2 separate regions of the Homo sapiens genome follow, and region 2 is linked to region 1. The links are chromatin contacts, found by Hi-C or POLR2A ChIA-PET in ENCODE. All regions are on one chromosome and are shown on one strand. The core of a region is the stretch at or near the end of the contact, and the rest is flanking DNA. Distances in the headings are between cores, read along the strand shown.

Region 1 (3,490 bases), core at 618-3,117:
CTTCTCTGCTAGGCACAGAAGGATCCTTATTTTTAAGTAAGTCCCTCTCTGCTGTTACCCTGGATCATAAAGTTGCCCAGTGAGAAACAGCTGTCACCGAAATTCCAACATTTCAGGCTTCGTTCTTGAGACTTGATTTGGGGCCCATGTGAGGACCCACCATGTTCTCTGTCCATGGTCCTCAGTATAAATGCCATGTCTGTTCTGAACCAGGCCTCTTGTCAATCTTGGCTTTAAACTTTTCAAGAAGATGACTCAGTGTCTCTTTGATGTATTTCCCAGGGAGTCTCTAAAGTTAATTCTTTGTACGCCACATAACTGTATGTGAAATTAGGTCACAGAAAAATGCTGTGCAAATTTGATGAAAACACTTCACAGCCATACTCACATAAAGCACTAACAAATACAATTTTCTTAGTTTTACTTGTTAAAATACATAAAGCATTTTAGGAAGGACTAGGTGTATTTGAATTGCATTTGGCTTCTAAAAAGAGTTAGGAAAGATTGTGTATTTGCTCCTCAAATAAGGTTTTTCTTTGTTAAGTGTAAGTGCTTTCAGAAAAAAAAAAATCCTAAGCAGAAGGTGAAAATAAAACAGATTAATTAGTATTGTTCTGATGCCCTTTAAAATACCATCTACCTTGTCTCCAACCACTTGGCTCAAAGGCTTCACACAGAGCCCCCACTGTACAGTACTCCCCAGAAATGCTGAAACGCCACTGAACCCCCCAACTACATATTCTCTCCTAATTTCTAGCTCATTCCTCTCTCACACATGTGTCATTGAATTAATGTTTTTTTCTTTAGAACCACCATAACCTCAGATTCATCTCTCCAGAGATCAAAGATAGGCAAATTAAGAATGTCAAAAGACTTTGCTGAATGCAGCTCCTTATAAAGTATGTCAGGATTAAATGTTCTAAAGCCAAGATTATCTAGCCCCACCTCCACCCTCCAAAAAAGGAAAAAAGACAAGAAAAAAAGGCACCAATCCTTTAACAGCATCTGTGTATTTACGGAGAACTTACTTTGCTTTCTCATCCATCCGATTCAAAATTGTCCATGTGGATTTTAGTTTTGTGGAAGAAAGCTCATTTTTTTTGAGACAGTACCCCTAAATGTACACATTTAAGCCCCTGACACAGACAATTTGTATCATTAAAATACTTCATCTGAAGCACAGGGCTTTGATTCTTTGATTTGATTTGACCTGTATTTACCTCTTGCTTTCCCTGTCTCCTTTTCTTCCATTTAGCTACAATTAACTATAACATGTCTAAGTCTTCTTCATTCCTGGGCTAGCACGTCCAAGTATGACCATCCATCATTCCATTCCTGTAAGTTTTCCTGTCTCTTGGTATCCACTTGGGTAAAACTTGAATTAAGAAAAGTGATTTTTGTTTTACATCATTGGGCATCTTCTATTGCTTCTTTAAAAAATGATTCTTAGAAGTCTTGTGTACCTCACCCCAGTTATGCTGTTATATCTGAGATATTTTTCCTCTCCAAAACTAAACTGAGTCTTTTAAAAAGGAATAGAGACCTTTGTAGAAAAAAAAAAAATCTATGGTCCCAAGAATGGGTAAACATTCCAGAGAGGTTCTTGTTTTTCCCCCTACAGGTCTGCCCATCCCTACAAATTGCATTCTTGTAAGAATACTCTCAAAGTGAGTCACAACAACAAAGTAAACAGAGGGTTTCTCAACGTGACAGAGGAAGAATTTTTTTGTTTGAATTTGCATGTTGTTTATATTTTCAAGCAGGAACTGGAAGAAAGAGGTTTCACTCTCATTGAGGATATCCAGTCATGAGTTCTTTTTAAGCTTTGCTGTTGGCTCAATTCCCTTCAGCAGTGCATATTTGGACTGGGGGACTATGACTCAATTTCCCTTCCTTTCACCTCACTTACTCTTTCATCCATCTTTCCCAACACGCCATGAGGAGATTCTTTGCCAATGTTCATTCCAAACTTCTGTTGTAGCCACATCTCTCCACCAATCTATTCCTACCTTCAAAAGTCCAAGTTTCCACCCTTTCAAAGTTCCTCATAGCCCTTCCTCATTCTCTGCTCATACGCATCCTCTGTTGCTCCCCTCGCACACTGCTACCCCAGCTAACCTCCTCTGTGTGTCTTTCTTCTTGCCTAAAACAATATTTTTCTAAAATTCCTAATTCCTTTCCCCTTTATTATTTGGTCTCCAGGTCCATAAATAACTATTCTGAATTTCACCTCTAAGAATAATTCTTAGAGCAACACCTTTGCCCTCAATTATTATATTTTTCATATTTTTGCCAAGTACATAAAATACTGCCTTTTATGGCTAGGCTTCCCATATTTCTTAAATCAATATATAAATAAATCATGTTTGTCCTTGTTGTTGCCAATTTTATCAACAATTCTCTCTCCTTGGGTCAAGAATAATGAGAATTCTGATTGTATATCCTACTGCCAAGATCGACGTGTAAGGAACACATTTGGTATGTTATAGTGAAGCATGGCTATGTAGTAGCCCAGAAGACGAGAAAAAAGGAGTTCTGTACCTGGTCAGATTTGAGAGAAAAGGGAAAGGAAGGGAGGTGTTAGATAGAGAAGCAGGAGGACAGGATGAGAGCAACATGGTGGGAAAATGACTCAATCTAAAATAATTGTAATTCCCAGTCTCATTTTAGTCAAGTGATCTGTGCCAGAGTTGCAAGATGTAGTAGAAGGACATCAACATGTAAGGAATCCTGGTGAGGCATCAGGCATAGGAGCCCAATTCAAAGTATAGAAGAACTGCAGCAGAGAGAAGTATAACATGGGGGAAATTCTGGGTCATTCAAAATAGAAAACTTTAGGAAGCCTCACAGGTTATGTTGGGGTGGATGGGATTGGGACTGGCATTTATTTAAATACTTCTTAGGTCAATATCAATATTAGGGATGTACAGTGAGACTGGTCCTATATATGAGAAAATTAGTAAGCCCAGCTTTGGAACTAGGAAGCATAGAGAAAAAAAGAGAGTGAGACTGACAGTAACTTTGATTACTCAGACATTTCATGTGCAATGTGTGAAAGAGAAGAAAATCTTCTGTGTCATTCAAGCCCTAGCTGCCATGCGTTTGTGGTTTAGTTTTGGGGAGATTACCACTAGGGCCTCAGTTTTCTCATTGGTCAAATCTGGTTGTTGAGTCAGGTATTCTCCAAGGGTTTTCTAATTTCTAGAGCCCTCTAAGTCTGTGAAGAGTCTCTCTAGCCCTGTTTACACCTCAATCCAATTCACCATCTCAGCCAAACTAAATTAGTGCTTAGAAAGGCTTTGCTCTTTCTTTGACTATTCTTTGGTATACATGGTCCTGCCTAGTGTTGTGTTGGTAAACACTTAACATTACCTGATTTAAAATGTTTCCCAACTTTTATGGTGTGAAGATTCCCATCATAGCCAATGTCAAGCTACCAACGTGAGGTCAACTGACTGCATGGCAGTGCCCCACCATATAGCATTTCTGC
Region 2 (3,576 bases), core at 674-3,173, 66 kb before region 1:
TATTGCTAGTGGAAAAATGATAAAATCACTTTGGAAAGCAGTTTGACAAGTTCCTGTAAAGATGTACATCTATACATTTACCATGTGACTTGGTAATTTTAATCCTAGAGAAATAGAAACCTATGTCTACACAAAGAATTGTAATTCAATGTTTATAGCAGATTTAAACATAATAGTCAAAAGTCTGCAAACAGTCAAAATGTCCCACCTCAAGGGAATAGATGGCAAATTGTGGATATTCATGACATGGAATACTAGTCAGCAGGAAAAAAGGAACAAGCTACTGTTTTGTGCATGTATCTTGTACAGGAATGAATCTCAGAAATATGCTGAGCAAAAGAAGACAGAAGCAAAAGAGTACATACTATATGATTCTATTATATAACCTTAGAATAGGCAAAACTAATCTAAAGTTATGTAAATTAAACCTGATTGCTAAAGGTGGGAGACTGCAAACAGTCATAAAGAAACTATTTGCAGTGACAAAAATATTCTGTACCTTGATTTAGAAGGTGGTTATACAGATGTATACATTTGTCAAGTTGAACTAAACATTTAAAAGAGACACATGATTATGTGCAATATTGTAAGTTGTATTTGATTATCTATAAGCTATAGTTCAATAACATTAACATTTAAGTTTTCATGAAGAAAATCCTCTTGTGTGAATAAAGAAATAATCCTCTTGTATGAATAAAGGAAAAAATAATAAATAAGATTTTCTTAAATTTATCTTTTTTCTTTTTCTACAAAAAAGGCATTATATCATAGCTATTTAATACAAAGCTTTAGGAATGGAAAAGACCTGTGGTCAAAATCCTAGCATTGTACTTTACTAGATACAGACTTTTGGCCAAGTTACTTTACCTCCCTATACCTCTGCTTTCTCATCTGTAAAATGTGAATAATATTACCTCCTGGGAGAATTATTGTACAACTTCATTGAGACAATGCCTCCAAAGCATTTAGCACAATGCTTGCATATAAGTACTCATTACCTATAGCCATTATTATTTTAAATGCCATTATTAGTTATTTCATCATAGCATGATTTCAGGAGGAACTTATAAGTAAGCATATACGTCAAGTCTATTTATCAAGCCAAAGTAAATAATAAATAATGACTTGATCTTATAATGATATCAATAACTAAAGGCTTAAGCAACAGCTCGAACTTTTAATATCACTTGTTTGCCCCCACTGAAATTACAATCAATGAAAGAAGAATATGGATTTTGATTTCTGAACAAACAAGAATTACTCAGCAGCTCAGTATAACAAAACATAGAACTTCATCTCCAGCAGAGGATGTCCCTGTTGCTAACTAGAATTTTCACACCTTAATAGCTGCAGTGTCTAAAGCTCTTTTTTAGATCATTGTATTAATGTTGCTGGCTTAGATGTCAATTCAATACATGGCATGGAAAAACATTGTCCAACGCAGCGTTTCTTACCCATGGGAGTCTATAAAGCCCAGGGCTTTTCAGGAGTTCTGCTACTTACCTGAAACTGTAGGCAAAGCTGGGCAAATGTATTTATGAATGTATTTTGAGGATGTGGTTATAAGTCAGACATTTAAAAGAGTCTATGAACCAAGCAAAGATAACTTAAAGCATACTTGAGAGACAAACACATTAGTAGCCCTGAAGGTTCCCCAGAAAATATCCAGGAAAACGTCTGAACACCACTATTGTTTTCCTATTTTTAAAAATGGAATTTCATTTGCTATAGTAAAGTGTCTTGGAAATTCCCTTGATGTTGATGATACTAGATTAGTCCATGTGACTGAGTGATCATACGAAGGGTAGCCCCAGATTAAAAGCATTGCATAGAACAAGCTGATCGGAAAGGAATTCTATTTTTAGCCTCCAGCTTTGTCATATGTCTAATTTTCCCTGTGGTTACAGTGGCCCGTTGCCAGTGTCCTCTGAGGATGACTGGGCTGAGGAAAATAGGGATTCGCTTCCTACTGCTGACCACCAACAAAGGCAGGATATATTGGAAATCCTGGCATGAGATGCTATTCTTTATTATGAATATTATTACGTTATTTCATTATTTTTTAGGTGCTGAAGGGCACAGTCTATTTTTGAAACACAGAGGAAGAAAAACAGAAATCTCATATGCTACAAATTTGTAGACTTCAGAACCCAAACAGGACTAACATGCTTTCTCCTTCGCCTTGGAGGTGGAGGGGGTGCTTTGAAGGTTGTCCTGGCATGTTCTAGGCTCTGGACTCCTAGAAAGTTTAGTGACATAATGGGCACCTGTACCTTCATAGGGTTTATCTACCACCCTGTGAAAGTTGTCAGAAGGAGTCACTAATGTTAAGAAAATCCTGACAGATAGGGCCAGTGAAGGCCATGAAGAGAGGATTCTCACACTTGTATGCTTGATAACAACAACAACAAAAATGAGACAATCCACAACCTTCACAAAGACCACAATAACTTTACACAAAATATACTTCTGCCAGGACATCTGCCCAGCAACTGCCTCCCTAACCTCGACTGTCGTCACTCTTGTTATTGATCTTTGTTACAAAGGATAATTATTTCAAAACAATTAAGTAATACTCCTGAGTTTTTCCCTTTAAAAACCTTTGTCTTCCTTTACCTCCCTGAATATGCACATATTTACTATGGCATGCATATATTCCCATCGCAATATTTTATTCCCAAATAAGTGTTTTCTTTTAGAAAGCCTCTGTTTGTTTTTTAGGTTGGCAATCCTTTCAAGTGCATATATCTTACCAAGACTTCCAATAGATTTTCCATTTCCTGTTCATCCATTCCAATAATAACAGTATCACCCATATAGCTGACCAGTGTAATGTGCTGCAAAATACCAAGGTGACCCATATCCCTTCAGACTTTATTCTGATTATGGGAGGAAAATTAGTTTGGCCTTGGGACAAGACTATAAATATATACTGTTTTCTATCCCATGCAAATTTGATTCTGTACTGTTTCTGGTTGTCCTTCCTAAGAGTGATGGAAAAAAAAATGTATTAATTAAGTCAGTGGTCACATGCTATGTACCAGAAGCCATATCAATCTGCTCTAGCAAAGATACAGTATCTACCACCACTGCTGCCATCAAGAGGCTTCTAGTTGATGGAGTCTGTGATATCCTACTGTCGTTCAACAGAGTCTGTGCAGCATTGTAGCAGGCCCGAGAATGGTGGGTTAAACAGAGACATGATGGGGATCATCATTCTTGCAGCTTTTAGCTCTTTAAAGTTGGCATCAATTCTGTCATTCCCCCTGGAATTCAGCAGCATTATTTTTCATTTACCTCGAGTAACATTTACTGCTTTTGGTAGACAGATCTGAGTTTTTATACACACATAAATTTTTGTAACTATACTGTATGTAGGATACAGGATAATTCCAACACACCGAAGAATTCTCTTGTGCCGTCTCTTTCATTCCAATCCCCCACAACATGCACACATAGACACATAGACACATATCTAACCTCTAACCTCTGGCAATCACTGAGCTATTCTCTCTCTTGCCTTTTCCAGAATGCCATGTAAATGTAATCATACACAAGTAATTTTTTGAAACTGGA

The links. A loop is a pair of places that touch in the nucleus more often than their neighbours do. ChIA-PET counts read pairs that join two places held with the same protein, here RNA polymerase II (POLR2A).
Region 2: a loop to region 1 is called in a map of endothelial cell of umbilical vein, with 2.2 times the contacts of the local background. The contact joins two enhancer-like sites. A Hi-C loop is called at or near these places in 4 of 168 maps with a recorded cell type or tissue (Caco-2, MCF 10A, PC-3 and 1 more). POLR2A ChIA-PET finds 5 or more read pairs at or near these places in 1 of 52 experiments (activated T-cell).

What each region holds. Positions count from the first base shown.
Region 1 is chr17:69,760,393-69,763,882 of GRCh38, reverse strand. The region is part of intron 3 of LINC01483 (long intergenic non-protein coding RNA 1483); the gene reads right to left. Among named protein-coding and RNA genes, the nearest start is that of LINC01483, 170 kb to the right of the region's middle. RefSeq lists an enhancer at 1,107-2,306. Within about 2 kb of position 1,867, at least 6 of the 41 ENCODE cell types and tissues checked have a DNase peak (open chromatin) inside an H3K27ac peak, as active enhancers do; they include endothelial cell of umbilical vein, where a contact is called at or near this core.
Region 2 is chr17:69,826,583-69,830,158 of GRCh38, reverse strand. All of the region lies in intron 3 of LINC01483 (long intergenic non-protein coding RNA 1483), which reads right to left. Among named protein-coding and RNA genes, the nearest start is that of LINC01497, 130 kb to the left of the region's middle. Within about 2 kb of position 1,923, at least 2 of the 41 ENCODE cell types and tissues checked have a DNase peak (open chromatin) inside an H3K27ac peak, as active enhancers do; they include endothelial cell of umbilical vein, where a contact is called at or near this core.